Linked DNA regions of Mus musculus: all the other regions are linked to region 1. The links are chromatin loops, found by intact Hi-C in ENCODE. Cell type or tissue: heart. All regions are shown on one strand. Each heading gives the region's core, and the rest is flanking DNA. Links, peaks and the distances in the headings are about the cores only.

Region 1 (10,425 bases), core at 1,504-9,503:
CAGGCATGCCAATGATTTTGTTCTACAGACAGACAAGCAAACCTGTAGGGTAGTTGAGATACATTGAACAAAGCCCACCCACAGGAGAGGCACATTTCAAGAACGATTGCACAAGGAACAGAGTGCTGGCTGAGTGGCCTCTGCATTGTCTACCCTGCAGCCCAGACTTTCTTTAGCACAGTGACACAAATACTAAGCTAACAGATCATCCAGGGCTGAAGTACCTTCCTAGCTAGGTGCCAGGATTTCTGCCTGTTTGAGGTTGTGTGGATGGATTTAGGCTGACGGATGGCGGTGATCAGGGGAGCCAGTTCAAGAAATGCCTGGTGCTGGAGCCAAACATTAACACCTGAGCTGGGCATGGCAGTTAACCATTCAGATCACCCTCCCATAAGTAAATTAAACCTCCCTACAACAAACACACAGCCGCTGGGTCTGCCACTGCACTGGGCAGATAATTCACAACCAACTTGGGTATGCAAATCAAGTGCTCCTCCGCTGGGGCTGTTAAAGAGATATTGAGTCTGGGTGCACATGCCACCCCACTTACCAAGTTTCAGAAGGAGAATCTCTACATATGCTTCCTGTACATGGAACAGGACAGGAGTTTTAAAGTCTTAAAGCCTTCCAGAGAATCTCTACATATGCTGGAATTCACACGGAACAGGACAGGAGTTAAGTTTTAAAGCCTTCCACAGGGAGGTGAAAGTGACTGCCTTCTGCCCTGTGTGGCCCCTGCTGGGCATGGGTAGCAGGTTTCACCTTCAGATTCCAGAGGGAAAAAGCTGAGACATATATCACGTGACTACTGCAGCCCTTCAGTGGGTGAGTCCAGCATCCTTCCCTGGCGCAAGGCCTTTCCTTTAGTCTGTTCATTTTCAGCAAAAGTGTTTTTTCCTGAGTGCCAGGCTGCCCCGGATGAATAATATTTCTTCCTCTGAACCCCAAGAGGTAAGAGGTAAGAGGTATGACTATATCCACATTCCACATTGGAAGCTTAGGGCAGAGAGGCCCACACTCTGGCTCCAAGCCTGTGTTCCCTTTCATAGTGTAAAAGAGCATCATCTTAGTAGCATGGACCACTCCAGCATTAGCCACTGTCTTTAAGTTATATGGGAATTAGTGTAAACCAGGAACATTAAACATAGGGATTCTTGGCCTGCCTTTCTCCCAGTAAAGAAGATATTTAGAAATGAGAGGAGGGCCGGGATGTAGCCTGGCTGGAGAGTGGGTACCTCCCACCTCATGCTCCCGACACCCTTGGGTTTGCATCTCAGCCATCTCATCATGGTGGTATACACCTGCAACCCTACTGCTTGAGGGGTGGAGGCAGGGGACCAGAAACTGAGGACAATCCTTGGTTAGCTACAGAGTAGTTTAATACTAGGCTGGCACACATGGGACCGTGTGAAAGCATGGTGGGTGAGGGAGGAGAGACTAGAGCTAGATCAGAAGATTCCATATTCAGTTTGGGAGACAGAGTGAGAAGACACCCTGCTAGGCTTTGTTTTGCTCACTCTGTACACGAGGGCTGGGATAAAATCTTAGATGGTAATTGAGTGAATGGTGCACTGTAAGTGGAACAGATTGCAGTTCCCAGCAGCATAAGCCTGTCGGAGGGTTGCTAAAATAAACAGATTCATCGCCAAAGATACCAGAGAGGGGAATGTGGAACGTCAAGGTGCTATTACTGCAGGCTGGTGTGTTCTCTCTTTCAGCTGCATCTCCACTGTAAATGTTAATCTGGCTTTGGAAGCACAACCAAACCACCAGTTTCCCTTGCCTCTCTCTGGCACAAGCCCTTGGAGGGCTCTGATGGCATTTCTCATCTGCCCTGACAGGTAGTGAGCTAGCTGTCTCAGGCTGAGGGAAGGGGACCATCATAAAGAGGTGGCTGTGAACCCTTTACATGCAGCCCCAACTGGAAGTGGTAAATGGAGACAAGAGATGCAAATGTCCCCAAATAAAGCCCTTCCTCCAAATGCCTCTAAAATAGGGTGCAGATCTTAGAAGCCTGTCTTCTCAGCTGGGAAGCGGGAGGCTAGGAATCTGGGGTTCGGTGTGTGTGCATAAAAATCCACGGCTGGCTCTTAGGCCAGGGCCTGGTCATAAGGAGGAGGCTGATTACACAAGCACACTTGCATGTGCCAGGTTCCCACAAATGGCCTTGTCCCTCCTAGAACAAAGGGCACTTTCCACTCTGTGTGGCAAAGCTGGTACTTAACCTGGCTATACAGGGTTCCTTGGTTCTGTTGTGCCTCCTTTCCCCTAAAAAACAAACAAACAAAACCCCAAACACCCAACTGTTCATTTTTGCCAACAGGGAACAAGTATTGAGAGGCAGAGTTCCCACCATAGCAGGTATTATCAGAAAATGATGGTTCTATGGGGAGAAAGTACACGCAAACTCTACCAGTGAGGACTCCACTGGATTGGAGGACGGACGGACAAGCACGCAGGCCAGAGCCACTTGTGACAATAATTCTGACGAACAGCCTCTTAAGCCAGGGACTATCTGTGCTTAGGTTCCACTGCGCAAGATCAGTGCTCTTATACTCACTTTCGCCAGTAAGCAAAGCAGGGAGTTCAAGGGAGGCAGAGCCAGAACAGTGGCCAAGTCTCTCATCTGCATCCCGAGGCTGTGGTGCAGATGTGCTTAGTACCACGGCGAGGCTCTGGGCATCCTCAGGGATGGGTTTCTAAGAACTGAGGGAGACTACTACTGCAGCTGCTCTGTATGACAGGCACCACACACACACACACACACACACACACACACACACACACACACACACCTAATATCTGTCTACACACCCGAGCCCTGAAGGCTACTGAAGGGGCGGGCAGCCAGCTGCAGCAGAGGAGGGTGCGGAAGAGATGCTGCAGACATAACGGGCAAGTGTCCAGTGGGTGTTTCAGCCTTGGGTCTGAGATTCTTCTGCCTCGGTCTCCCAAGAGCTGAGATTATGGCTGTGCACTACCACACCTGGCTCTTGCAGATTTGAGAAAGTGAATCCAGAAGCAACAAGTGGCTTCTTCATGTAGTGATGGGCAAGGGATGTGGCAGGGCCTGGTTTAGGTTCACCTACAAGCGGATGGTATCACAACAACACTGGATTGACTGTGTGTGTGTGTGAGTGTGTGTGTGAGTGTTGGGAATGGTCTAAGCAAGTATGCACGTAGATACTCTCTGGGTAGGGTGAGGAAGACCCACAGGGCACACTCCTAGAGTAAGGAGCCTAGTTAGGTGGCTGCTGTGTGAAAGCAAAGGAAGTGATGAAGCCCGTGGCAGTGAGAAGGGCTGGGAGCCAATGCCGGTAGAGCTTGTCTGGTGGATGTGAGGCAGCAGATGGCTTCCAGGGTCTGACTGGTTACACTGGTGAATGGTCCTAGGGTGTTCCCACTCTGCGGACCCCATGGTTTGGGTTTGACTTAATGAGCCAGAGGAGCCTATAAGTGACATCCAGGTACACCGGACTGTGAGCCTACAGAGGTATGGGAGGGGGCACAGCCCTAACCCTTGCAAACCCGACAACAAGCCTGGGAGGTGGCGGAGAGGTGAGATGTTAGCTTCACTGAGTGAGCACTCAGTTTCAGAAAGGAAAAGCACTGTGCTCAGGGCCACGATGCTGTAAGGCAAGTGCAGGGGTGTGGATCCAGAACTCAGACCTACTGACTTCTTTTCCAGTAACTGATTGGAAATGACTGTCAGAGAAGCAGGAGGCACCAAAGGGGCCATGGCTGAAACAGTGGGTGTCCAAAGAGGGCAGTAGGAGACAGGAAAAGACACCCTCCCCACTAGCTTCTACTGGCAAACTCCCTGGCTGAGAAAGTCTGTGAGGTACTGGCTTAAAGATGGGCTGAGAGGAACTCTCAGCAGGATGCACTCTCTCTTTTTTAAAGCTTGCTTTGGAAGCTTCCAGCATAGTTAGTAGAACAGCAGAAACCAGATCTCCACCTGGCGCTCAGGGTCACGCACCCCACATGCTCATTCCACCCTTCACCCCCGTTCACCCATATCTTCAAGTGAGTTCTGGATGCTGAAGAAACAGCCAGTCTGCTTAAGATATCAAGTCCTGTGGATACTGTTTCATTACAGAGTCCATCTTTTTCTTTGCAGGATAAAGCCTAGAATGACTTAACTGTGGCAAAATTAGCATGCAATTTGTAAGTCATTACGGTGAGAAGTATGTGGTGAGAACACTTTATTGAATAAACCTGCTGAGTATAATTTTCCCAGGAACTAAGAAAGAAAAGCCTCTCTCTAAGGCTCTCCTCCCTCTTTCAGAAATCCCTGCCAGCACCTATCTAATTACGTCTTGCTTCTGAAGGCAGCTTCTGTACGCTGAACCCACAGGGATCCTGGTCTTTTCTGGGCTTCAGCCTGTTTGGGGAGCCCAGTGAAATCTGCTGAGACAAGCGCCCTGGATATTTACTGATCACGAGGGCTGCTGCTTGCTGGAAGAGTTGGAAACATTACACGGCCTTTAAAAGTTCAAATCTTGTTAACCAGGAGCCCCTGGGGTATGTCCAACTTCACTCTGGATCTCAAGGACACTGAGTACAGCCGGAACACACTGGGCACCAACCAGCCCAAGGCATGGACGGCGCTCTCTTCCAGTTATGTACTGCTGTAGTAATATACTATGAACTGAAAATGCTAAAATAATCTAGTGCTGGAGGAGTCCCATGCATGCTTCTAAGCATGTTTGTTTCCTTAGTGCAGACAGCTGCAGGACTGGGGATGTTGCTCCACAGGAGAGCATTTGCCCTGCATGTGTAAGGCCCTGGCTTCTATTCCTAACACTGCAAGCAACAAGACAAGACCCATCACCAACCAAACACTATGCTACTGCTGCAGTCACATTAGAATCTACTTGTGTGTACTTTCAAGTATTTTCAGTGAGAGGGGTTGTGTGGGGTTTTGTTGTTTTGTAAACTAAGCACTACCAGCAAAAATGAAAGTTCTGGAACAACGTGGAGGTAGGCAGATCCCTCCATCCTTAACACCCAGGGGGCAGACAACGAACTCCCTCAAGGAGCAGTGGTCCTTTCCTCAGGCTCAGGGTGAAAATCTTAAGAGGAGACCATGCTGGGGTGGTGATGGTGCACACCTTTAGTCCCAGTACTGGGGAGGCAGAGACAGGTGGATCTCTGAGTTTGAGGCCAGCCTGGCCTACAGAGTGAGTTCCAGGACAGTCAGGGCTACACAAAAAGAAACCCTGCCTCAGAAAAACCAAAACCAACCAACCACCACCACCAACAAAATGACAGGCACAGAGGAAGCAAACAAGCACACTGCCTACCAGCTATGAAGGGACGGGTTTTATGACTATTTCTCTGAGGTGGGCACATATTTAATGAGATCTGACCTTGTAGGAGGCACTAGCTCTAATACCCAAGGCAGGAAGACAGGGCTGGAGGTGTAGGGAAGGCAGAGAACCAACTGGGAGTTAACAGGGACCTCCCAGAGAAAAGGAAACAAAGGCTCTCTGCCTGTTCCTGGTGCTGGGTCAGGCGTTACTTGTTATACCACTACCTACCCAGTTTCTCCAAGCACAAAAATTCAAACACCTTAAAAACAAATGGGGAAAAATAGTCCGGGCCAGTGAGGCTATGTGTCCTGAGCAGAGAGTCAGGGAAAGGCCACCTCCCTGGTCCCCCCTCCTCTCCCAGGGTCTGGCAGTAGACTGAAAAACCCCATCCCTACTTGGTGTGCATGTGGAAGAGTCACAGAGTCACTGGGGTGGCTTGAGCTGCCCTCTGGGTCCCTGGCTCTCCCCAGCAGCACACACCACACTCAGGTTTCTAATTGGCACTTGGGCCTCTCGTCTTTGGCCAGTGCCTGGTCCAGCACTTGGCCCAGAACAGGAGTCTATCAACATTTGCCAAATGACTGGATTCTCTCCACTGAATCTTGGTCAAGTGCAAACCACATACAGAGAAATGGAGGTTTTCAGGGAAAGGTTAGGGTGAGAGACACTGAAAAGCCAATGTTTGACTCTGTTATCTAGAGTGGGTGTCCTTTCAGGCTTAGTGAAATACTAGACCCTCATTCCTAATCTGAGGGTCACTGCCATCCAAATGCCTTAGAAATAGTGCTTGCATCAGCACTGGCTGAGGAGTTCCCACTCGGTGTAGAACGTCTGTACTGGGAGCAGGGAGAGCAGCTGTCCATGACTTAGAGAGGACAACAGGAGGAAGGGGTGAAAGGGAGCTTGTGTTGCTCTGTGACACAACACCCATGAGGTGGCTTCATCTGCCAAGACAGCCCAAGTGCTGGCAGCAAATGCCTCTCACCAACATGCCCCTCCTGCCTTGGCTCTTGGAGCAGCACGAGGCTGCTGAGCACTAATGGCCTTGGAATGTTTGCCAGTGCCCAGCAAAACGGCCTTGGCACCAAGGAGACAGCTGTTTGTCAGCGAATGGCAGGGCCCGAGTTGGTGGCACACAGCAGCCTGCTGGAGGCTGGGGGTGGGGCTGCAGCCATCACTCTCCCTCACTGCAAACCAATTCCACACCCTCTTCAATGCAGATAATGGATCATCTTTGGGGAAGCACACCAAGGACCCTAACAGTGACGTGCAAGGTGCTCCCAACACTCAAGTGCCTACTGGTCTTCCTCGGAGTGTGTACCCCCACCTCTAACAAAGCACCTGGCTGTGCCATTAAGTGAAACACTAAGCTAAAGGGACCTAGGAGCCACACGAGGAACAGTGACAAGCCATGACTGATAGTAACTTCAAGATGGTGTATCTGCCTCCCAGGTTTTCTTCTGCCACTTGGAATCTGCTCCAGCAGGTTCTATGAGGGGCTATGGCTGGGCTAGAGTTCCGGTGGTGTCATGGCTGCTCCCACACAGAAGTAGAGCATCTTCATTTGTGTCTAGTTGTCACTCTCACAAAGAAAGGCTCCCTTACTGTGGCACTCATCAGTCCCCCAGTGCCCCTCAGGTATCAGATAGAATGAAGGAGGGGGTGAGGAGCGTGCCTAGGTACCTAAGCCTAGCTCAGTGTTTACAGACTCAGCCTGTACCTGAGGTTGTATCTCTGTGTGAAGAAGAAAGTCCCTATTAATCAATTCAATCAATCAGCCAACACTTGAGCACTGACTGGGCTTAGAGATCACAGGCAAGCTCCAAGACTGAGTCACAGTTACAGTCTACTGCTCTGCCTAGGTGGACTTGTGCTTTGTGTCAGAGTTGAAGTGGCAAAGAAACAAGTCTCAGGCTCCTCTGTTCACCCCAGCTCCAGCTTGGCTGTGCAATGCAGATGAGCAGAGTTCTGCAGGCTGCGGGGTGGATGCCCAACACTCCTGGCAGAGAGGCTCCAAAGCTGCGAGGGTCTCTTCAAGGTGAGAATTGAGAGATTCAGAAAATCAAGATCACAAGGAAACTTGGGGCTCCGGCAGACTGCTAAAAGCAGGAAAGGGCTCACACTGTACTGTGGCTACACACTGGGGGGTGTCCACAGGTCAGAACACAGACTGGACAATAGGGAAATGTGAAAACTTGCTCTACTTAAGATGTGTGCTAAGTAAGGCATAGGCCTGGAGACTGAATGATATAGAGGCAGGGAGAATCGGGGGAGGGCAGCAGCTAACAGAAGAGTAGGTAAGACCCCTCAAGAAGGAAACCCAGCCAGGCTCATGAGTTTCCTGGGTCCTCAGAAAGCTGCAGGACCAGAAGACAGGACCAGGTATGCCAGCTTAGGGCGTGGCCTGGCCACAGAGGTGGAGCCTTTACTCCATGTGCCTTCTGCATATGGGAAGCTGGATCTGCTGACTTCTCAGCTTCCTCCTGCTCTCCTACTCTGGGATCCCTTTCCTTAGAGTCACATCCCCCCACTTCCTCAGGACAACGGCAGCCAGCAACTGACCAATACAACTTGGTCACCATGGTACCAAGTCCTGGCACTGTCCTTGGGCACTTCTGAGAGTTGTGCTTGTCTAGGATCTTGTCTAACTCCTAGGATGACCCTGGCCAGTCCTACATCCACCCTCTTAAAAGCTAACCACTTGAAGGGTAGTTACACTGTGACTGTCAATCTTCACAGTTGACCTCTGTGGAAATGCACATCGGGTATGAGTGTGAGGTTGTTTTCAGAAGGCAGATCCACCCAGCATCATCCCATGGGCTGGGGTCTGGATAAAGACTGGATAAAGAGAGGAGAGGAAGCTAAGCCCCAGCCCCAGCCTCTTCCCACTTGGTGACTGCAGGCGCCGTGTGATGGGCTGCCTCAATCTGCTACTGCAATGCCCATGGACAGATAGACTGTACGGCCTATGGACAGACAGACTGTATGGCCTCAAACTGTGAGCCAGCGTGAATCCCTCTCCCCGGGACTTGTCAGGCATTTGATCAAAACAGTAACAGTAACTAATACACATGAATACACAGCAGTCTCTGGCTCTGCTCTTAGGACTTTAGGTGGCCCACGGCTGCAGGCACACCTTTGTCCTACCTGTCCTGTGTAGAGAGGAGGCACACAAAGGACCAAATGGAGTGTGTGTCAGGGACTGTCAAGAAGTGGGCAGGGTACGTACATGTTTCTCCCCTTCAATCTTCTTGTCGGCCACCTGCATTGCGCTGAGATATTTAAAATGCAGCTCCATTAGTCTGTCAACCTGAAAGAGAGCCACAGGCAGGGAGAGGAGGGATGAGCACACTGCCTGCAAAGGAAGGCCACACCGCCACTTCTGACATGGGGATGAGCATCAGGACATGCTCAGAGCAGACAGAGGTGCTGCTGAGAACACGGCATCAGCCAGCATGCAGCAGCTTGAACATGTGCCCTGGAACAAAGAAGGAGTGCGGGCCCCTCTGGGGCCCCTCCTGCCGGCCCCTTTGGGGCTCCTGAGAATTCTAGTTAACAGCAAATAAATAAGTCAACATTTGAGTCTCTTCTTGCAAAGAGAAGATGCTTGAAGTTACACACTTGATATTCACTTAGAACTTAGATTTCTTTTTTCCAACCAAAACCTTTCATGTTCTGATTCTGCCCCAGAGCTGATCTTTTTTTCAATAATAAAAAAAAAAATGCCTGAGTAAAATCTTTTTAGTTGCTTTTGAGTTGGAAGAGAGAGCCAGAAAAACTCCTTCAGTAACTTGAGAAAAGACTTTGACGTCTGTTCAGAAATAACTTGAGTCAGTTTTCAGCTTAGTAGAGCCATCTTGGAACACAGCCTGGGGACACTGAGCAGGTTTGGAAAGGTTCATTTTCCCAAGACCTTCAAAGGACAGAAAGTGCTGCCGCGATGCCGGCCAGACTTCTGACCTATCCACCAGGCTGGCACCACCTTGGCTCTCTGGCAAGCAGTATTTTTCTGCACAGGAGCTGATATCATGTTGCTCCAACAACACAGCCACCGACAGCCCAGGCAGATCACACCCCAGCCCCAACCCTTGGCAGCTGCCGGTGACTTGGTGAATTTATGCATTTCCCTCCACATGTTTCTTTGTCCATGATTTCCTTAAACCATGAAAAACCACATCAGATAACAGAGAAGTGCTCTCACTCTTCCTACAAACACGTGGAGACTGGAACACAGCCGTGACTACTGAGATGCTCCGTGCTGTGGTACATTGCTACCAAGCAGCACAAACAGTTGAAGGTGGGCTCAAAGAGGCAGAACAAGATCTCTGAAGACTGTGCCCCAGCCCTACTGTGGCTATAAGCAGGAACGTACTTATCGTGTGTTGAAAGGGGACTCTGAGCCTTCCTTCTATTCCTATGGAACTGCCTACCACACAGGGTGTGAAGAGATGTACTGGCTTCCTTGCTCAGCAACCTGGGTTCGAGTCCCAGCTCCGGTAGTATTAGTAGCACGACCTGGGACAAGTCCCTGGATGTCTCTAACTTTCAGTTTCCTAGTGAGAATGTGAATGTCAGGGACTCTAGGATAACTACAGCTTCACATAGTACAATGAAGGGGGCTGCTGGTTCCCCACCCCACAGCAGTGGCTCAGTGAATGGCTGCTACTGCTATTGCTGAATTCTATTGGTTTGGGATGAGAAATGGCAATATGAAGTGCCATCACTCTCAGTTAGCATAGAGACCATTACCACCAGCTTCCACAGCCTACCCGGGGCTGCTCAGCAGCTCCTTCTTAAGACCTGTCTGTCCTTCCTCACCTTTGGGAAGGTCAGTCAACCCTTTCACAGGAGTCTCTTATCAGATACTTATAATTCATAACAGAAATTGCAGTTATGAAGTAACCATGAAAATAAATTTACGGTTGGGGGTCATTACAACAGGAGAAACTGTATTAAAGGGTTGCAGTGTTAGGAAGGTTGGGAATCAGGCTGGACAGATGGCTCAGTGGTTAAGAGCATCGACTGCTCTTCCAAAAGTCCTGAGTTCAAATCCCAGCAACCACATGGTAGCTCAAAACCATCCATAATGAGGTCTGACTTCCTCTTGTGG
Region 2 (10,425 bases), core at 1,638-9,637, 120 kb after region 1:
GCCTGTTTCCCAGGGACGTGAAAGTTGGGTGGACCTATACCTGCGTGAAAATAAGCCTCCATGTGATACTGCAGAGGGAGGAAGGGCAGGGTCTGCAGAGGGAGGAAGGCAGGGCCCAGCACAACTGCCCCAGGCTCTGCAGCGCCCCCTACTGGGGGCCTCAAAGGTTGAATGACATATGTCCTGTCAACGTGGACACATGCCTATTGATGAGCCCATCATGCATAAAGATGCCATGGTCCTAGATGCACTTCTGTCTCCTTACTCGAAGGTTTTACTATTTTATAGATGGCTGACAAGCTACAGACGTTAGCACAGTATCTCCACTCCCACTAAAGAGAAGGCTGCTGAAGGAGGCTGGTGAAGGAGGCTGGTGAAGGAATGATCCAAGTCAGGCATCCAATGTCTGAAAACATTTCTCTAGGAAAGGAAAGCACGCTGGCCACTTGGCCATGTGGAGGAGAGGGGCAAAGGGCCAATGGCTTAGTAGCTACCTGCAAATTCACTGTGCCGGCCTCATCCCACCACCACTCTCCCAGGGAGGCTATAAAACAGATTTCAACGTGACCTGAGACTAACTGCCACTGACGTCAGGGGCATTTGAAGGTCCTCAGCGTCCTGGCAGGAGCACCTGGTACACGGGCTAGGAACAACACATTCCTCACAGACAGAACGCCACTGCAGCTGAGAAACAGGTACCTAACTGTCCTCCAAACATATACACTGGACTCACACAGCTGTTTTGAACCATCTTATCAGGCTCTGGATATCAAGTTTAAAACTGACTGACTCAAAAGATACAAAACAGAGCAACAACATAGGGGAAAAATGGTCTCAACTATCTGAAAGTAACATGCATGGCTCAAAGACAGCGTCTCTGTCAGGGCTTGACTTCATGACAAAGAACAGCAAATGTTCATAAGCAGGGCTCCTCTGTGGGTGAATCTCCAGTCAGTTACAGCCAGCTCAGGGAGAGCCATCAGGCAAACTACCCATTAGCTGTCACGTTAGAATGACTTCAGAAAGCCAGCCCCAGAGCTCTGCTGATATCTTTTCAACAACCTCTTAATCTTGTTTATAACACCTGTGTTAAGGCAACCTGACATCAATTCTACTCACTTGTCTCAGACTGAAATTACTCAGAAACTCGAGGATTCCCGTGAACATCACAACACCAGAGGCATGCTGCCTCAAACAGCCTGAAAGACAGAAGGCGTCCGCCTCTTAAAACAAAGCCACATCATGAGCCTTGCTGGGCCTTAAATTTCACACACACACACACAAAAGCATGAAGATCCTAGAATTGTGGGGTCTGAAGAACCCAGAAAATTCTCCCTACAGCTTTTTACCAAATGACCACTGAAGTGGCACAGCCACCACGGTCTGCAGGCCTGCTCCAGGTCATAAGTGCACCGCTTTCTTCCCAGTCCCGAGCGCGCCTTCTGCAGAGGTAATATTCCTGCTACCAAATGGAGCAAGTGGGGCTGCGAGAGACACCTCAGCATATTGCCCAAAGTCACAGAGCTGGAAAACGGTGGCGAAGAATTCAATCATGACAGAAGCAGCCTGCCTCACCTGCTTTCCGTGTTTACTGTACATCCCTGCCTGGGGCTCCTTACACTTAAAATGAGCTGACAGCAGTGATGTAGACATGTGCGTCCTAGGACTGTATGAAACACAAAACACCCAAGAAACTGATGGGAACTAGTCCACGAATACGGAGAAGGACAAGGGAAGAGAATGCACTTTGGTGACCGAATTTGCTGTCACTAGTGTGTGACCTTGGACAAATCACCATAAATCTTGGGGGGGGGGAGCCCCCCTACTGTTGTAAATAATATGGAGAAAAGCCAAACCCAGAAAAAGTCCACAACAAATATTAAACACACACATAATCTCTATATAATATATATGTACATATGCACATGTGTGTATATATATTTCATACATAGGAAATGGATATTCTCGAGCCAACTAACACAAAATAAAAACCAACCTTATTGCTTTGTGCAGGCTCATTTCTTGCCTATAAGTCTGGGTGCTGAGAAAAACAGCAATTATGGCCCACAGTGGACTTACAGTAAATCTCTGGCAAATAAATGAATCAATCGATCTCTTGCTTTAGGGTCAGAGGCAGCCCTAGTCTTTAAAAGAAATGCCAATCAACTCTCAGGTTATAGAAGGAACAGAATAGACCATCTGCTATTATTTAAAGCAAGTTTCCTATGAGTAAGACCAAGATCAGTCACAACACAGCTTAATCTACTTCATCAAGAAAGAAGCAGCAGCAAGGGGCTGAGATTTAGCTCCATCATGAAAGGCCTACCTAGCATATGTGAGGCCCTGGCTTCAGTGAAAAGAAATGTTTAAGAACAAAAACAAAGGTTGGAGAAATAACTCAGTGGATAAGAGTTCAAATACTCAGCACTCACATAAAAACCTGGTATGGTCACAGATGAACTGTGGTACCAATGATGTGGGGACAGACAGGAGGCTCACTAGGGTTTGCTGGCTAAAGATGGAGTGGTTGAAGAGGGAACGAAGAATGGTTGAATGTCTTTCTAGGGCCTCTACCTGGGCACTTCTCCTATGGACCCTCACATCGATAATCCCAGCAGGAAGAAAGTTGAGGCAGAAGAGCTGTAAACAGGCAACAGGAGAGATGGCAAACAACACTGTAGGTGACCCCCCAATGTATTCCCCAGTTTTGGGTGGCCACTTCCGTCACTCATCCACCCCTCACTCCATTCTTCCTTAGTCAAGGGCATTTACTGAGCAGTGTCCCCCCCCCGCCCCAGCAAGCTCTCATCTGGCCACAGCCTTAGAGGACCTCAGGGCAATGAGGAGAAGGGCATTTACATGTAACCAGTCTTTCTATACAAAAATGATACCTGTGGCAGGAACTACAAGGCCAATCAATGGTGCTGTGCCTCCCCATTCCCCATAAGTCTCTGCTGTCTTTATTTTAGGCTGCCGTCACTCATGGTCTTCTTCTAGGAAGAAGGGTCAACCTTCTCCTCCCCAGGTGTTCCATGCAGCAGCAGCTCTGGAGCCTCCCCTTCCTCTGCTCCAAATAGAGAGGAACACAGCACATGCACATCACACAGCTGGAGCCTCGCATGAAGTGTGGGCTTCAACATGGAAGTCACAGCCTGTCCTGTTTGTGGGTGGGTGACAGCCACTGCTCCTCTTTGAGCTGATTGTCATCTGCGGCTGTTTAGACACATCTTCCCTCTAAGTGACCCTCTTTTTCCATAAACACAAAGGCAACCTGCCAACTGGAGGGCAAGCTGCCTCTGCTGCAGAGGGGAGCCCTCAGGCCCAGCTGCACAACAACCCTCGGCCATGTCACCCCGCCAGGCTCAGTGTCATACCCCTGAGAAAAGTCACATTCACCGTGCTTGGCCATCACAAAGGTCACGTGGGCAAAAGAGCCTCTCTGCCACACAAAGTGAAGCAAGAGTCAAAATTGCTTTTTTAATTAAACTAAGACTTCCTCAACCTTCTGCTGACAACCCCAGGTACAACACAAAGCCCAGTATCAGCTACTAACCAGCCTCCAGGATTCGGAAGGACAGTCTGTGGCAGTCAGAGGAGGGAGGGGAAAATTACTAATTTAAACAAAATGTTTAATCTTCTAATTATGGGGCAGGCTCCAAGAGGATGGAAAGTGCTTTGCAATCTTCATTATGGAATCCCCACACGACCATGGCACAAGTCATGTCAGCCAGAGGCAGATGCCATCTCTCCTTCTCCTCTGAGCCTTCTGTGTCCTTGCCAGATCTGAGAGGAAGGAGGAAATCTAACAGAAGAAAAGTATAGGTGAACCATGAATTGTGGCTCTCCAGTTGGTTATGCTGGTGAGGCAGATGCCCCGTGAGAGGCTGGCGAGGCAACATCCCATGCTTCACTCGGCAGGCAGCCTGAGCAGCCCGAGGCCATCTCAAGCTCTGAGCCTAGCACAACTGCCCACCCCAGGTGCTGCTGGAGCAATTCTTTCCCCTTCTCTCCTCAGCACTGAGAAGCATGGAGAATCGGGGTGGCGCAGCAATGGCACCTCTGGTCAAAAAGAGAGCTGTCCCTCTGCAGATAGGCTTATCCCCTGGTTAATTTGCGTTATCTCTGCCTATTCAGATCTCAGTGCTAACTCAGGGGGAAAAGTCCCTGCAAGCCACTCTGACAAGTCTAATGGCAGAATTCCCATAGGGGACTGCTGGAGGCAACAGGGGAAGGCAATTATTCCCTTTCATTAGGGACAGGTCTTTTTTAAATTTTGAAATCAAGAAGTAGCCACATGCGGACACTGCTCGCAGCCTCTTACAGGACTGACAGAAACTGAAATGCCGCTCCGCCCCCAGCCCTGCCACCCCAAGCCAGTTGCAGAAGATGTGCTGGAGCCCTAGAAACGGCCGTGCCCCTAATTACCCGCTGCCGTGTGAGAGCAGGCTTGGAGGGGATGGCCGCAGATCTGGCAGATCAGCGACGACATGTAATCAGCAGCTCCGGCCCATGCAGCTGCTCTGCAGGAGCGCGGGGTTCACAGTTCCAAAGCTTCCCGCACAGCGCAGGTGCTGCGGGTCAGCTGTGCGTCCCAGGCCTGCCAGGGCTGCTTTCTTCATTCTCTCAGGCCAGGGTACTCAATGAAGGGCACTCTGCCCGCACTCTGTGCCAACCCTGGCACTAGGAGAGAGCTGCCTCTTGATTAGTGCACAACACAGAGGAAATGTGCAGGAAACAGCAGAGGCGGGAAAGCAATTATCTAAGGGAGAGCATGGCGTCAGCTGTGGCCTGACAGCACAAAGGTGGACTCTGCACCCCTTCAGCAGCCATGCTGGCCAGACTGCCCCTCCATGGCCTCTTGTCTGAGCCAGACCGTGTCACTCCACAGCTTAAGAGCCCTAATGACTTCCACTACACTGAGGACAAATGGCAGAGTTGGGTCCTCCCTCCTCCGGCTGACCTTGGGGCCTGTACTGGCAGTTCACAGCAGTATATGAGTTCATATGGCTGGCGTTCCCATCTCTTAGTTCTCAACTCAAATACCATCTCTTCAAGAGGCCCTCTAGAACTTTAAACAAGTTAATAACAGTCATTGCTACAGTTACACTGCCATGTTTTCTCTTACGACACATCTGAATCATCTTCCAGGACGTCTGCTTACATATTCTTATTTACTCGTTCTGGCTTACTGTCTGTCTCTCCTCCCTGGATAGAAGCCCCACACAGACAGGGGCTTTGACCAGAGTCTAGTGTAATACTTTACATGTAGTTGGCATTTAATAAGTGTGTAGACCGATTCAAGAACAAAAGGTTCAATATGGGCCACTAATCCACATAAAATTTACTAACCCCTGAAAATCTGGGTTGGCTCACCGCCTGACTCTGAGCATATGCCAGGGTGCCCTGGAAACAAGAGTAAACAATATCCTCTCTCCTTGCCAAGCCCTAGTAAACGACTAGGAAACAATAACAAAGGCAGACAGAGCCAAGACGGAGAACTTGCAGACTGCCCGAGAACTGGAAGAATAGAGGGCTTCCTGAGTGGGATTTACCCAAACCGTCCTCTCAAACAAAACTCAGGTGGGTTGGACATAATGACCACCAATGGGCGGTGGCCCAAACATGGCTCTTGAAGATTCAGAGAGAAGATACATCATCTGAGATGGTCCAGGTCCATTCCATTCATATAGTTCAGATGCTAGGAGCCAGCCAGCACACATGCAGAACGATTTCTAAAACAGACACCATTACATACTCAGGGGTGTAAAGAGCAGCAGAAGGAGAGGCTGCCAGAGAGCCTCGAGCACGAGAAAGGCACAATGGGCCAGGAATAGGCATCCTGAGCTCTGATGTCTGCTGCCTTCGAGGTGCCGTGGGATGCTGGGTGTGAGAAACTGGATGTGGATGCTAGCTAGAACAAAACCCGGGCTGGAGCAATGGCTCAGATGTCAAGAGCACTGAGTGTGCCTGCTGAGAGCCCAGGTTCAGTCGCCAGCAGTCTCGTGGCAGCTCAAAACTGTCCATAACTTCAGCTCTAAGGAATTTGATGCCCTCTTCTGACCTCCAGACACCAGGCATACATATGGTACACAGACATACGCATACACAAAATACGTCATACACATAAAAAAAGAAAAGAGAACCACAACAGCCACAGATCTAAATGAACAGCTCCCCTCCAAAAAAGGTACATGTCCAGAGAGAGGAAGCCCTACGGATGAGACATTCTCTAATGCCCACGATGCCAGTGTCAGGCCAAAGGAAAATGCCTTAAAGAAACAAAGACAAGCCTCAGTATCTTGTAGATGAATTCTACCAAAACTAAACTTTATCCAACAACCACAGTTTTCTGTGATAGCATTCAAAGAAGGAAACAAATGGCCTCAGAGGTTAGACAGACATCTCTCCCACGGCAGCACGAAGGAGTGACAGCAGACACCAAGGAGGAGAGTGAACAGCCAGGGAAAGTGGTCCAGGATCTCAACCCCTCTGCGGCATCATGCAGTGGTCACAGCTCTGCACAGGTCAGGAGAAAGCCTGCACACAGGGAACACGCACTCATCATGATAGCCTGCGTACACAGTGCAGCCTGCCGGAAAGGCGAAATGTGTATGCTCATGTGTGCTTAGGAGAATCTGTTTTCAAATTAATGAAGAGGACAGGAGGCATGATCATGGACAAAGTTCTGCTCTCAACTCCATCAGCCAGTAGCTGGGTCCTTAGGCAAGGTTCTCTCCTCCCTGGGTTCCAGCCTCCCCACGTGTAAGAGGAGGCAGGTGCAATGAGAACTTCTGGCTCCTCCTCACTCTGCACTCCCACCTCAACAGGCCTCTGAGACCTAGAAAATCTGTTTATGAAGAGCCTGCAGTTCACTCTCCACAGACAGCAGGCAAGCGGGAGTAGGCACAATTCAATACAACCTGCTCCACCTTCTACCTCATTACAGGCTTCTCTCAGCAGCCACCCCCGACTGATCAATAGTCCTCTTTTATCGCTGAGCTTCGATGTTCTGCTGGATCTTTGGTAGGTCTGTCTTCCCCCTGACCAACGGCTGCAACCCTGTTTCAGCTAAGCCATTACGTGACATCAAAATGCCCAATACTTTCTCTCATCATTAATCACTAATCTGAGATTCCACTGAAGTACCGTGGGCGGAGAAACCAGTGAAAGACAACCTGATAAACTCAAGAGCTGCAAAGAAAACAGCCTTCCAACAGTCCATACTAGAGTGCTGATACAGAGGGACGATTAGTTAAAGTCCAGTGGAATCCCAGCTGGGAAGCCCTCTGGCCACCTCTCAATTCTGGGCATTAACACAATAAGCATGTGAATGACATCAAGCAACTTGTTCAATGATCAATCCTACCTGCTTTTGGAAAGCAGGTATTTTGCTGTTTTGGATCCTTCTGGGGTCAGTTAGTACTGCAAGGCTAATGGGAAGGCCAGGACTGAGGTGGATGGTGTGTCTACACAAGGCTAACAATATTTTGCTGAGCATGGTAGTAGCACCTGTAATGCTAGCACATGGGAGGCTGAAGCAGGAGGATCATGGATTCCCAGCCAATTTGAGCTACACAGCTAGACTCCACCTAAAACAACAAAAACAAAAACCAAAATCAAGGGGTCAGGGTGATTGGATTAGTCAGTAAAGTACGTGTCACAAAACCACAGTGACCTGTGTTCCAGGCACAGCAGCCTATACCTATAACCGCAGCGCTGGAGAGGTGGAGATCGGCAGATCCCTGCAGCTCACTGGCCAGCCAGTCTGGACAAATAAGCTTCCAGGTGACATCTTGTCTCAAACGGTGGAGAGTAAGTGAAGATGATAACCAACATTTTTTCCTGTAACCCTGACTTGTGCACACAAACACACACCCCAAGGGGGCAAGGGGAGGGAGGGCACTTGCAACCCGGCCATACACACACCAAAAAATAAAGATAAGAGCTCCGTGGCTATTTACTAACCTCCAGGACAAGGATAACCCACTGTGTGTCTATCCGCCAGCCTGTATGGAGCTGGGATCCTAAGCTCACTCTGGAACTCTATGGAAAAGAAACCGGCTCTGAACAAGTCAGGTGAAAAGGCCAATGGCTGACTCCGAAAAGGCAAAAGAAGGCTCAGAACTCAGGCTCCATCTCCTAATTCCAGCTTCTCTCCAGCTACAAAAGACTCAGATCAAAACCACCCACTTCCCTCAGGATGACTGGGAGGAAAAGACAAAGGAAGAGGTGATTTGTAAGTGAGACTCCTGGTACCTGCTAAGCAGGAACTGTGATTTCCCAGTGCTGAGGAGGAGACCTGGGGAACAAATGGCAGCTGCTGGAGGCATAATTTTTGCTATCGGTGACGGCTAACTGTGGTGGAACAGGGCTGTGCTCTAGCCTACTGAGAATATGCTACACTGTGGAAGTGTGGGTGACAAACTGTTCTCATTTTGCTTTATTGAATTCTAAGCCTTATTCTCCAAGGAACCAAAGATCTTGGGAACACTGAGGCAGCTTTGCAAAATTTAAGACAAACTTGCTTCCTGGTAACATGTTTGTTTGGCATATCAAAAATAAACAGCTTCTATTTACTGAGAACTATACCAGCCACGCTGCCTCATTTAATCCTGTTGTTTTTTGGTTTTTTGTTTGTTTGTTTTTTTGGGTTTTTTAATATAGGTGATACCCAGACACGGAGGCACATGCCTTTAATCCCAGCACTCAAAAATCAGCAGCAGCAGACCTGTGAGTTCCAGGCCAGCCTGGTCTACATAGAATTCCAAGGCAGTCAGGACTACAAGGTAAGACCTTGGGGTTGTTTGTTTTTAAAAGATGGTAATGATAACGTAAGAATATTTCTAGAGATGGTGAACTAGAGGTAGTCCTGTTAGATGATCTCCATTTGAAAGATAAAAGCCAAGGCTTAAAGAGGTTAATTAACTGGACCAAGGTCACACAGCTAGCTCTCAGCAGGACTGGGGTTCAAATGCAGACCATCTGACCCACAGTCTGCATTCATCTGCCATGCTAAACATTAAAGCTACTTCACAGGTTTCCCATTCTTTCCTCCCACAGTACTGACGAGCTATTTTGAACCTCTGCATTCCCTGATGCAGTCATTTTTATATAGAAAAAATTCTCTATCGTGTTCAACCTTATACATTCAATCCCCCAACTGAAAAACAGTGGCAGCCACTGAAAGCACAGAAAGAGACTGGTCACCAATTTTACCCCCAGAATTAAGGAGGCTATTTATTCACTATGACCTACCCCAACCAGTCTTTCTGAAATGGAGAGGGAGTGGCTGCTGCATCTACCTCTATATGACCTCCATGCCTGAAGAAGAGCATTGTCTGTCAGCATACAAAGGAAATGGACCCTTATCTACCGTGACAACAGCACCACAGCACCACATCTGGGAAGCCACCTGAGTGGCAAAGCCTTGCAGGGCTACAGCTTGAGGTGATGGTGGAAACACGAGGACAAAAAGAAGGCTCTTAAGGACACAGCCCTCCTCCTCTGGGAAGCCTCTGTCCCACAGTGGGACTGTTTGGCTCAGGATCCCACACCTTGCTGATGCCACCCCATGTGGCAGCACTGTGTGGCACTGGGTGCCGGGACCTCAAACCTTTGGAGCTCCCTCTGGAATGCAAGCTCCCCAAGCTTCACTGGGCCTCTTCCTACCCAGACTGAGTCAGTCACTCACACAGGCACAGGCCTTCTCCTCCTGGAAGGAGTTGGCTCACAAGCTCATGCGGTCTAGGGGGAGAGAATCTTTCATCTCGCAGCACTTTCATCTCTGAGAAAGAGCCCCAAGGCTTCTTTCAAGTCACTGAGCAGCTGACAGCCCTGACTAAAATGTAAAGTTGGGCTGGGAGGAAGGGAGGGCGGGCGGGCGGGCGGGCGGGCAGAGGAGGAAGCAGAGGATTGTGTGATAGCTGAACATCTGGCCAGAAGTTCAGTCGACACAAGAAATGTCAATCAGAGCTCCAGGGCTAACAGGTAGCTACATAAAGGAGCTGAAGCGGAAGACTGGATGGGCTCCTCTGAAGGGACAAGACTGGGCCTACAGCCACACCTAGTAAAAAGTTGGGAACAAGCCAGGCGTGGTGGTGCACGCCTTTAATCCCAGCACTCGGGAGGCAGAGGCAGGCAGATTTCTGAGTTCGAGGCCAGCCTGGTCTACAAAGTGAGTTCCAGGACAGCCAGGACTATACAGAAAAACCCTGTCTCAAAAAACCAAAAAAAAAAAAAAAAAGTTAGGAACAGTGAGGCCCAAGAAATAGCTGACAGAAAAGGGCACAGGCATTCTTCAACGATGTGGGTTTTTTAAACCAGTACTCTTCAAACTCTGACACAGGAACCAAAGAACTATGACAATTAAATGCAGGAACCTCCACAGAACACTGAACTAAAAAAATGGAGCATTAGTGAGAGAGC
Region 3 (10,425 bases), core at 1,415-9,414, 53 kb after region 1:
ATATAGAGAACAGAAATATATTTAATAGAAAAGACCATTTTTCTATTAAAAATCTATTTTAAAAGATAACTGATCATTTAAACAAAAAGAAGACTCTCCAGTGGGATTTCCATCGTATTCTGACATCAAATATGTGACCGCAGCAGCAGGAAGGACAGAGAGAGAAACGATCCAGTGGGTCCCACAGCACCCTGAGAGGGCACGCCTGGGGTGCAACCATAAAAACCTCTTTTATACTGTCTCCAGCCACCCGGGATGGGGGGTGGTTCCAGGGCTTCAGCATATACATTTGGTGGGAGAAGGGAGCAAGGCATCAGACAGCATACAACTTATTCCTGAACAGAGAGATGCTCAAAGATACCATGCTAACACTCATTAAGAGGAAGCTGTGGTGTTACAATACTAGGAATCAAGTTTCAGATCAAAGAGCAATCCTAGTGATAGAGAAAGTAATTTCTTCATAATAAAAGGGTCAGTTACACAAAAGAGCATAAACTCTGAAATGTTTTTTTTAACTTTTTGTTTGTTTGCTGGGAAAGGGCTTCTCTGTGTAGCCCTGGCAGTCCTAAAACTCGCTCTGTAGACAAGGCTGCCCTTATTAATCCAAATTCAGAGATCCATCTGCCTCTGCCTTTCGAGCACTGGGAATAAAACTGTGTGCCACCCCAACTGATGTCGTCCCAGATGTTTAAGCACCTAAATAGCTTCAGAATGCGTGGAGCCAAAGCATACATGGATGAGAGGACAAAGGCCAACGCCACGGTTTCACCGCCACCTCACACTAACTACCAAAATAGAAAACAACCTGTAAGCAACATGACACCAACTCTACCCCCTCCCACTGCAAAGCCCCTGCGCCGGGGCAGGCAGCAGAGGCTCTTCAGAGGGCTTGGCAGCATGACCAACCTGGGCCCACACAAGGCTTTGTAGATCCAGAAGGGTTCCAGTCACATGAAGTGTATTCTCAGACAGCATGAGGAAGTAGAAGTCAGTGAGGACAGACAACTGGAAAAGAGGACAGACAGCTGGAAAAGAGAACAGACAGCTAGAAAAGCACCCAATATTTGAGAACTTTACAACACACTTCTAAGTACTTCATTTTGGATGAAATAAAAATGAAAACACATGACAGCAAGAGAGCAGCCGGCTGCCTTGACTCTTCAGCGAGCAGGGATTTATAGCAGCACACACATTAGAAAATAACAGAGCCCTCAAATGAACAACCTCATATTTCTATCTTGAAAAGTCAAGAAATGAAGACCAGAGCAGAAATCTCCAACACAAAAAACCAGAAAAGGGGTAGAGAAAAATCATTAAACAAAGCTGGGTCTACAGACTTAAGGGAGAGCGAGGGTAGACTTGCACACAATAAGACTGTCAACAAACCAAAGTGATACATTTCTTGAAAGACAGGAGATACTCAAGTTACTCAGACAGAAACAGGTCACTGGAATAAATAAATCACCATCGGAATTAAGATTTTTCAAAAGATGACCGTGGAAAGGAAAAGGCAGAGCCCAGGGCAGAACACAATGCCTGCACCACAGGCCTGTCGGGCCTGTGTCCATGAGGCTGTACTCTTCATCACTGGCACAGTTTCCTGCACCCAAGGGCAGAGGATTTGATGAGAACTGACCAGCAGAGAGATGTGGGGATGAGTTTGCACTCAGATACCCAATACTGCTAGTCATAAGGAAAAACAAATTCTAACTGTATGAGACAACCCCCGCCACACACTGTGCAGACGTTAGCACGGCTCCACTAAAAGGCTGACCAAATGCTAATGGGAAACCAGGGCTCCTGGAACTCACACAGTGCCATGGGATTCAAAATGGCATCATTTTGCAAGCAGTTTGACAGAGCTTTAAAAACCAAAGTACACACCAGTTATATGGTTCCACTCAGCTCCTCAGTATTGACCCAAGATCAATGAGAACTGCGTGTGCCTGAAGCCTTGCACAGTTATGTTCATTCCTCTCAAGGGTTACAAACAGGATACAAACAGAGCATCAGTAAGTGAGTCAACAGACTGTGGCTTAGTCATATGATAAAATATTATTTGGTGGTGAAAAAGGAACAAGCTATTGATACACTGCAAGGATCAATCTCAAAACACATTACATGGTGAACTTGGTCAGATGAGCTGCCACACCCAGCCGAAAGCACATGCTATATGACTCCCTTTACACTGAATTCCATAAAATGAAATTTAATATATAGTGGCCAAAAAGCCAGTCAATTGTTACCTAGAAACAATGAGTCAGAGTGTACAGGGAAACTCAGGAGCGTGATAAAGGCAGATGTCATTAGGCTGGTGGCAAGGATGTGAAGGGTGGTCCACACATGGAGGACGCAGCAAACAGACACCTCAATTATGCACAATTTACCCTGGGCTGAAAAACAACTATGGAGTCAGACAGAAGGGCTCAGACAGGGCAGACAGGTCTGCCACAATTTCTGGTCAGCTAATCCGCTCCTACCACGGCATTCTCCATTTATGAAGTGGTACCATCAGCCTGCAGGACTGGGAAAGATTGCTCTGTGCCTGTGAAGCATTTGTCTGTTCTCAGAGAACAGGTGCAAACTATCGGGATCCATCTACGACAGAGCACTGGGATTTGGCTTACAGGCAAGGAACAACAAGCCACGGACGCATGCATGCACAGCTCAGAACATGCCCGGGCATCTTCAGCCCCACGGTGGCACAGCTGCCCACAGACCTGGCCCGAGGATCTCTTCTGCCTGATCCTAAGAGACTGGAGCTTAGAGAAGGCGCTAGCTCTTGGAACATGGTGAAGGTCGGGACTGAAAATGCAGAGTGGTTCAGACTGTTGTAACATGTATGGCCATCAAGAACAAAACCACTGGACTGCAGGAAAAAGACCAGGGAATGAACACCCAGGGCCCAGGATGCCCTCTTTACCCATATACTTTGCCACAAGCCCTGTTCAGAATGGGACCTGCTGAGCCTCACTCTGCAAATGGCATGTCAACACCCTCTCTGTCACATTCTTGAGAAAGGAAAACCTTCCTAAAAAACTCAGCAAAACCCAACCAAACAAGAATCAGTGATTCCTGGACGATGTGACTGTGTCCTTCTGTCTCTCTTTTTACCTGTACAGTTAATAACGGAGACGAGCTCACTCACTGTGTTTCTGCTACACAACTCAGGCTGGGCTGAGCACATCTCTGGGGAGCGTGGTGGTCTTCTGTCTAACTGGAACAATGTTTACAACAGAAGCAATAAGCCTCACGTCAACATTTTCAAAGAAATTGACAATGTAATTCTTCCTGTCCTGGCAGCTTGGCAGTTCCTGAAGAGCACCAAACTGTTCACAGCCAAGGACACACTGGTATAAAGTGCCTGCCGGCGCTGCAAGAAAGACTGTTGGGAGCACAGGCTAAAATTAACCCACATCTATTGAAATTTTCTATTTGTAGCAAGCATCTCACTGGAGAGAGACATCTGTGGGGATGAAGGAGGAGACAGCAGCTCCATCTCATTCAGGGCTTCTGGGGCAGTTACAGTGCCATCTCCCTTCCTGCCCCATTCCAGACTGTGTGTAATTCTGCAGACTGGCACCTCTCAATTCCACAGTCCTTTTTTTAAAAATGTCTTTTTTTCAAGACAGGGTTTCATTGTAGTCCTGTCTTGAAACTGGCTCTGTAGGCAAGGCTGGTCTCGAACTCACAGAGATCCAGCTGCCTCTACCTCTAGAGTACTAGGATTAATGTTCTTAAACAGCACAATAAACTGCAGCTCCTTTGAGTTTTATCTTTTTTCTTTTTCATTTTTTTCTCTTTTTCTCTTTTTGTGACAGGGTTTCTCTGTGCAGCTCTGGATGCCCTGGAACTCACTCTGTACACCTTGTAGTTCAAGGCTGACCTTGAACTCAGGGTCTCTCTGACTCCCTAGTGCTGAGATTAAAGACATTCACTGCTACACCCAGTTTTAAAATTTATTTTCCACTCAACCACCTCTGACTATAAAAATATCAGCTGGTTTTTGTCTTTACCTCAATTCTCCTGCTGCCTACCAAAAGGCCACCCCCCCCCCCCCGCCCCGCCGCCACCACCACCTTCTCTCTGCCCATCCTACACTGTCTACCATTGTTCTCAATTCTCAGACCAAGACAGAGGCCAGACATAGCACACCTTTATGTCAGAGACACCTCTCCCTAAAGGTGTCATGCTAGGCACTGCCCAGAGCCTCTGTGTGTTCTGCTAACAGCTATGGGACCACATGGGAAATGGGTTTTTTCCTTTCACTGTGGCTCCTACAGGACAGGACAGGATAGCTGCCTGCTGCTTCTATCGCAGCATGAGGCTCACTCTTCAATATGACCATAAAAATCTTTGCTTCTTTTTCAAGACGTCTTCATTTGTTCTTTGGCAGTGAGAGAAGCACAAATACATAAAAAGGGCCCCTCCCTGCCATTGATTCTGTCAAGTACTGTGAAATCCAGACAGCTCAGGAGTGAGGGAAAGTCACCTGACCACTCAGCTGGCCCCTGGTGGTACAGAGGAAAAAGACAAAGGCCAGAAGAATAGAGTCCAGTCCCACATCTGCTGAAGGCTGCCTTGAGCTGGAGCAGAAATGAGGCAGGGAATGCTACCCAAAACACAGCCCAGGAGGGCTCAGGAGGATGAAGGAAGACGGCTGAGAGTTCAAGGCTCAGAAGGGACAAGGCACTGGCTTTATGGGTGCAGGCGGAGCCTGGAACGGCCTGGCACTTAGGTCTCCTTGAATTTGAGCTTCAGTATCACAAATACCCTACAGCCTGTTCTTTGCTCTTCATCTTCTAAAAATGTGGCCAGGAAACCCAGGACAAAACACTTCACTCCATTGTCTTTAAACAAGTCTCTCTCCTCTCTGCAGCCTATCTATGGGTTCAGGTAGAAATTCTGCATCAGTGGCTCTAAACAGTAAGAGCATCCTCAGCTTTTCTAGCTCACACGGAGAAGATGGACTGGAAGCCACTGTACATCTATTGTTGGACAGGAGAAGATTGGATTGCTGCTCTGAGAAGCTCACAATCCAAACTGGGTATGGTAGTACCCTTAAATGCCAGAACTTAGAAAGCAGAGGCAGGAAGATCTCTGTGAGTTCCAGATTTTCAAGGACTACAGTCTCACAAAGAAAGCACCTCTAGTTCCGTTGAGTCAGACAAACATGCTGGCCATCTTGTGGTGTATCTAACACAGCAAACAAAGGTCTCCACATCTAGAATCTAAGAGGGCAGAGGACTAGGTTGGGAGATGTGACATGGGTAGAGGTTCAATAATAAACATCAAGTATTATCAGAGGAGATAATGAGATATTACAGCATCTAAAACAGTCTTGGTTGGAGCAGGGGAGAGAGAGAGAGGCAGAGACAGAGAGACAGAAGGAGACAGAGACAGGAGGCAGAGTTGGCTCTGAGAGGGGCAGGCTCTGGCTCCCAAGCCCCTTGGAGCTCTTTAATTAGCCTCCTAGAACCTCAGCATTCCAGTCTGAATAATCCATATTTCTGGTTATTTATTCAGCTCCCCACTGCTACACATTACAGAGCCATATGCTGAAGGAATTCATCACGTCACGTCTGCACTCAGCCATCCAGACACTGGCAGTTCAGGCCTGGAAGAAGCTTAGGGGAAAGTCCCTGGAGAGGGAAGCTTTAAGGTTAGAAAACCCAGAAAGCCAAATGCTTTACACACTGTTTGCTTGGGAGACAGCGGCCATTTCAATAAAGGCCAGGCAATTAGAAGGGTAAGAGACGAATGCTCTCAAGAAAGGAAAGCCAGAGTCACCTCAACAGCAAAGGCCTTGGAGTAATTTCCCAGAACTCTCTAAAGAACAATTTGCATTTAAAAGCAATTTCTCAAAAGAAGATTCTCAATCAATCCAGGGTCTAGGATACACTGTATGACAGCCGTATTTCAGCTCTCCACAAACCTTTTAAAGAAAAGGAACTTTAGAGTTCTGTACATTGATAATCCCCAAGTCATTTAAAACACAAAACTGGTCATTGTAGACTACGTCATGATAGTGGAAATGGCCGCAATGTTCCTTGTGTCCCTCAAGTAGTTACTGCCCTCTCATGACACTTATGTCACAGAATGACAAATACCACGGGAAGTTAAAAAGGAAACAATATGAAACGGTAGAATGTGGCAGGACTAAATGTTAAATCAAACAAACAAGTAACTCCCACCAAAATAATAATAAATGATGATATAATAATAGTAGTACTGACAATAAAACCAAGAAGACTCTATCTGCCCAAAGGTGGGCTACTCTTGGGTGACAGACTGGGGCATTTTAGCTTCTGGGAGGACTCGGCCTTGTTGGCAAGACACTTAACAAACACAGTAACTAAAAATATCCTAATAGAAAACAGAATGAGGGGGCTGGTGAGATGGCTCAGTGGGTAAGAGCACCCGACTGCTCTTCCGAAGGTCAGGAGTTCAAATCCCAGCAACCACATGGTGGCTCACAACCATCCGATCACGAGATCTGACTCCCTCTTCTGGAGTGTCTGAAGACAACTACATAGTGTACTTACATATAATAAATAAATAAATCTTTAAAAAAAAAAAAAAAAAAAAAAAAAAAAAAAAAAAAAAGAAAACAGAATGAACACCCACAGTCTAAATTATGCTTAATAAGTATACGTCCAATTTGTAAGGCACTTTCAGAGACATCTTTGTTCAGTTGTCACTGCATGTGACTAGAGGTTTTACGATGTTTGACCCCGGCTCAACTCCACGAATTCCATGATTAGAAAATTCCTAATGTGTTTGCAAGCAGCACCCAGAGCCTCTCAATTTCAAATGCTGTCCCTTAGTGGTACTCCATTCTGGTCACCTCCTCAGGAACTCTCTTTTCCTTCCCAGCCACATTTCTCAATAAAACACCCAAACAAGCCACTTCTCCACTTTATTTCCAACTTTAAGATTCTTTGGACTAACTGAGAAGCTGAAGCAGTGTTGTCTTTAGAGAGTAGAGCAGAACAAAAAAGATACATTAAAGGAAGTATAAGCCCACAGTTGTAGAAGCATCTTTCATATTTCATATTCCCTGTGCTTAGGCACACGGCACACACAGAATTCATTACTGAATGAATAAATATGAATATTTTGCTGTCAACGGCAGGAATATAGACAGAGAGATCTATGGAGCATACAGATTTTGAGACGAACAAGCCCAAAAGGTAATGCTTAGCTTTCTCCAAAACCAACACAATAAAAGAAACAAGGACATGATCCTCAGGGCAGTGGCTGCGTCACCAACTGACACCCGGCACACAAACGAGGCACAGCTTTATGTGCCAGCCCACCCTTCAGGAAAGCTCAGACACATCCCTAAATGAACACTGTCTGGATGAATGGGAAACTCAAGGGACTGAAGGACCACAGCTACGCATCCTAAAGTCAGGCTAGCAGTGCCGGGCAGACAGACAGGCACAGTGAGGACTGGGGCAAACCTGAGCATGAGGTTCATGAGCTGCAGCCCCTCGCCCTTCAGGAAGCGCTCTCGATTGGAGCTGAGCATTAAGCAGGAACAGAGCGCATCGAACAGGTTCTCCATCATTTCCTGCTCCTCAGCGGTGCTGGGGTTGTGTCTTTTAAATACCTGCCAAGGAGAGTAGAACGGAGCCATTAAAAAATGCGCACCCTACAGTTTCCAAAGCCCACCAAGGAAAGTGAACTCTACTAATGAAGCTCTCGCCAGTTTCCAGCTTAGAGAAACTGAGCTTTCTAGGTGTGGGCACTAAATAAAGATATACAAGTTCACATAAAAACACTGAGCCAAGCACTGGGCCGAGATTGACTGACAGCGTCAAGGCAGCAAGTCAGCCAAACAAAACAGCACACCTCAGGCCTTGGCCTCTGTGAAAATCAGAAAGAGACAAGGCCATACTGGACACACACAGTGAAACTGAGAGGGAACACGTCTGAAACCACAGCTCAGCTCCAAAACCAACTCTGGCAGAAAGCCCTACAGCCTTGTCCCTGCTCCGTCCAGCCCCACTTCACCCCCTTTCTACGGTACCCACAACCCAGAGTAGCCGATCCTATCTTAGGTGAAGAGGTGCTTCTTCACAGCGCGGCTGCTGCATTCCCCTCACTCAATAGCAGGGGCTCCGAGGCCCAGGCATGCATCTGGGCAGCTGTGCATGTCAGCGCTGAGCACGGGTTGGGAGAGCCCCTGAGCCAGCTGGGCAGGTGGCCCCATAGGGGCTGCAATCAGTGACTGCACAGCACTTCATGGGAACCGCAAACAGCTTCCCACCACAAAGCTCTATTTTTAGGGTGGAGGCCAAGTCACTCAGCGGCTGGCACGGCAGGAAAGCTGTATGCAAACTGCCGTCTCAGACACTCAACACTCTTCAGCCTGTATCCAAATGATCTATTTTCAGTGCTGTTTTGGAGTAACACAGATAAGGTTTTTGAGGAGGAACCCTGATGGCACTTCCAGACTGCCAGCAGGTAACATTTCAACTGGATTTACATTGCTTTCAACCAGCAAAAGGCACGTTCCACCTTCCCACTCCCGCCTGCAGTGCCACAACCATCCCTACTGTCCCGACCACCACGACCCTCGTGCCATGGAGCTGGAAACTGCTCTCCTTGCGCTCCCCTGGAACCTCAGTGAGCAGACAGACTCTTCTAGGGAAGGACCAAAGGGGAAGGAGCTGAACCGTGCTGGGTGCTAGAAAGGAACACAACTGGCTCATCCTGGCTGGGGACAGAGGAGAGCTCCCTACTTCTCCCTACTTTTGGATCAGCAGTTGGGAAGGGCTGTGCCAGTTTCACCATGACACTCGATCAGAAAGGGCCAGTGAGTAAGAAAAAAAGGTAAGCCCTGTGCTCCAGTGTGACCTCCAACCTGCCCTTGGTCCCCATGTGGCTGCCCCTTCCCATATTTCTACTTCTACCTCCCACTGAGAGCAGGCCCACAGGAACAGGTACTCACGGATAACTGCTGAAGAAGCACGTCAATGCCATCCAGCTCTCCCAGCAATTCCCTGTTTTCTAAAAGAAGGAAAATAAAGGGAGAAAAAAAAAAAGAAGCCAACTGTCAGATTTTACAGCCGTCTACCACTGATCCGTCAGCTAACAAAATCAATACAGCTTGACAGAGTACAAAAGCTGCACGGAGAGCAAGCAGAGAGCCCAGGCGATGCCAAAGGCAAGTTCACCGGATCTGAGACTGAGTGTGGCTCCCAGCCTGGCCTGTCTCTGTGAGGGCACTCACCGTCATTGTCCTGGAGGAGGATGGCCAGCACTTCACTACAGTACAGCTTGTTGGCATCGAAGGGCATCTTGGCCTGTGGGAAACAGAAACGAGAGAGCCATTAAGGAATCTTGCTCCCTTTCCAGGGCAAACTGTTTACCCACCAGATACGAGGAGGTTAAAGGAAAGGCAGGTTAGGGGGACCAGATACATGTTCTCAATGCTAAATAACAAAGGGACAGAGTAGCCCTACCCAGTGTGTGAATGTACCCTCCTCCACAGAGCATACCTTGTGCCCATATTTTAAGTCTAGAGACTGTGTATCCCCAAGGCAAGTAAGAGAAAGTTTTGAGCTTATAAGATTAAAACATATGAAACTCCAATTTACAAGTTACAACCAGAAAATGAGGCTGTAAATTAGCTGATACATGATCAGAGAAGTTGAAAAGAAAGCAAGTTCTTGTTGAGATTAGCTAAAAATATTTATAACGAAGTAGCTCCTTTTGGAATTTTTTTAATGTTTAAAATTTAATTTGAACCCATAAACCTATCTGCTTATAGGCCATAATCTGCCTACTATTTAAAAAGGAAACCACATTAAATATGCAAAAATGTGTTAATATTTTAATACCTAAATTACTACCCACAATTCTTCCCTTGCTGTGTGCTCTGCAGCTCGCAGCCGCAGAGGGGACACCCGCAGAGGGGACACGTCCACTGCAGAGACCATCTTTCATGGCTGCCCAGTTACTCCAGCTGCAAGACTTTAACATGGCACCATCAGTGGCACCGTGCAAACCTCGCTGATGTTTTTACCTAAGAGAGCCAGGTCCTTGAGATACAGACACACAGACAATGGCTTTAATCAGCACAACTCCTGCTTTGTAGCTAGGTTTTTGAAATGACAAATAATTTCTGTAGCTGCAGAGGACAGGGCAAGTGTTCATACTGAAGCTGGCACCTCCATCACCCTGCACCATTCACAGAGCTGTTTGGACATTGATTTTGTACTTAAGGAGGAAGAGCGGTAGCGTCTAATCAAGAAACAGCCAGTGCTGGTTCAGTTTCTGTGCACGTCTTCTTCATCAAGCCCAAGTGCACCTCACAGGGTTTTAGGAGGGAGCTGCATCTGACTCATCTCAGGTTAAAAGACCCATAAGTGCAAGGCTGTATACATGCTGGCTGTACTGCATGCTCCCTGGGCA

The links. Hi-C counts contacts between places; a loop is a spot of excess contacts. Peaks named below come from ENCODE experiments on the same cell type or tissue, not always from the same donor. Only the 100,000 strongest peaks of a DNase experiment are listed, where the experiment ranks them.
Region 2: it touches region 1 in a loop (2.9-fold over the local background); 6 of 42 quality-filtered maps call a loop at or near these places.
Region 3: it touches region 1 in a loop (1.9-fold over the local background); 7 of 42 quality-filtered maps call a loop at or near these places.

The regions. Positions count from the first base shown.
Region 1 is chr2:157,869,308-157,879,732 of GRCm38, reverse strand. It overlaps Ctnnbl1 (catenin, beta like 1), which reads right to left. Exons shown (of 16, transcript NM_025680.4): 13 at 8,545-8,625. Among named protein-coding and RNA genes, the nearest start is that of Vstm2l, 40 kb to the left of the region's middle. In heart, for the core only: no CTCF peak of the experiment used is centred there; DNase peaks (open chromatin) are centred at 5,772, 6,322 and 9,302; H3K27me3 peaks cover 866 bases.
Region 2 is chr2:157,746,114-157,756,538 of GRCm38, reverse strand. All of the region lies in intron 1 of Ctnnbl1 (catenin, beta like 1), which reads right to left. Among named protein-coding and RNA genes, the nearest start is that of Ctnnbl1, 14 kb to the right of the region's middle. In heart, for the core only: no CTCF peak of the experiment used is centred there; a DNase peak (open chromatin) is centred at 4,668; H3K4me3 peaks cover 646 bases; H3K27ac peaks cover 985 bases.
Region 3 is chr2:157,816,644-157,827,068 of GRCm38, reverse strand. It overlaps Ctnnbl1 (catenin, beta like 1), which reads right to left. Exons shown (of 16, transcript NM_025680.4): 8 at 9,242-9,314; 9 at 8,960-9,018; 10 at 7,467-7,615. Among named protein-coding and RNA genes, the nearest start is that of Ctnnbl1, 84 kb to the right of the region's middle. In heart, for the core only: no CTCF peak of the experiment used is centred there; no DNase peak of the experiment used is centred there; H3K4me3 peaks cover 883 bases; H3K27ac peaks cover 2,940 bases.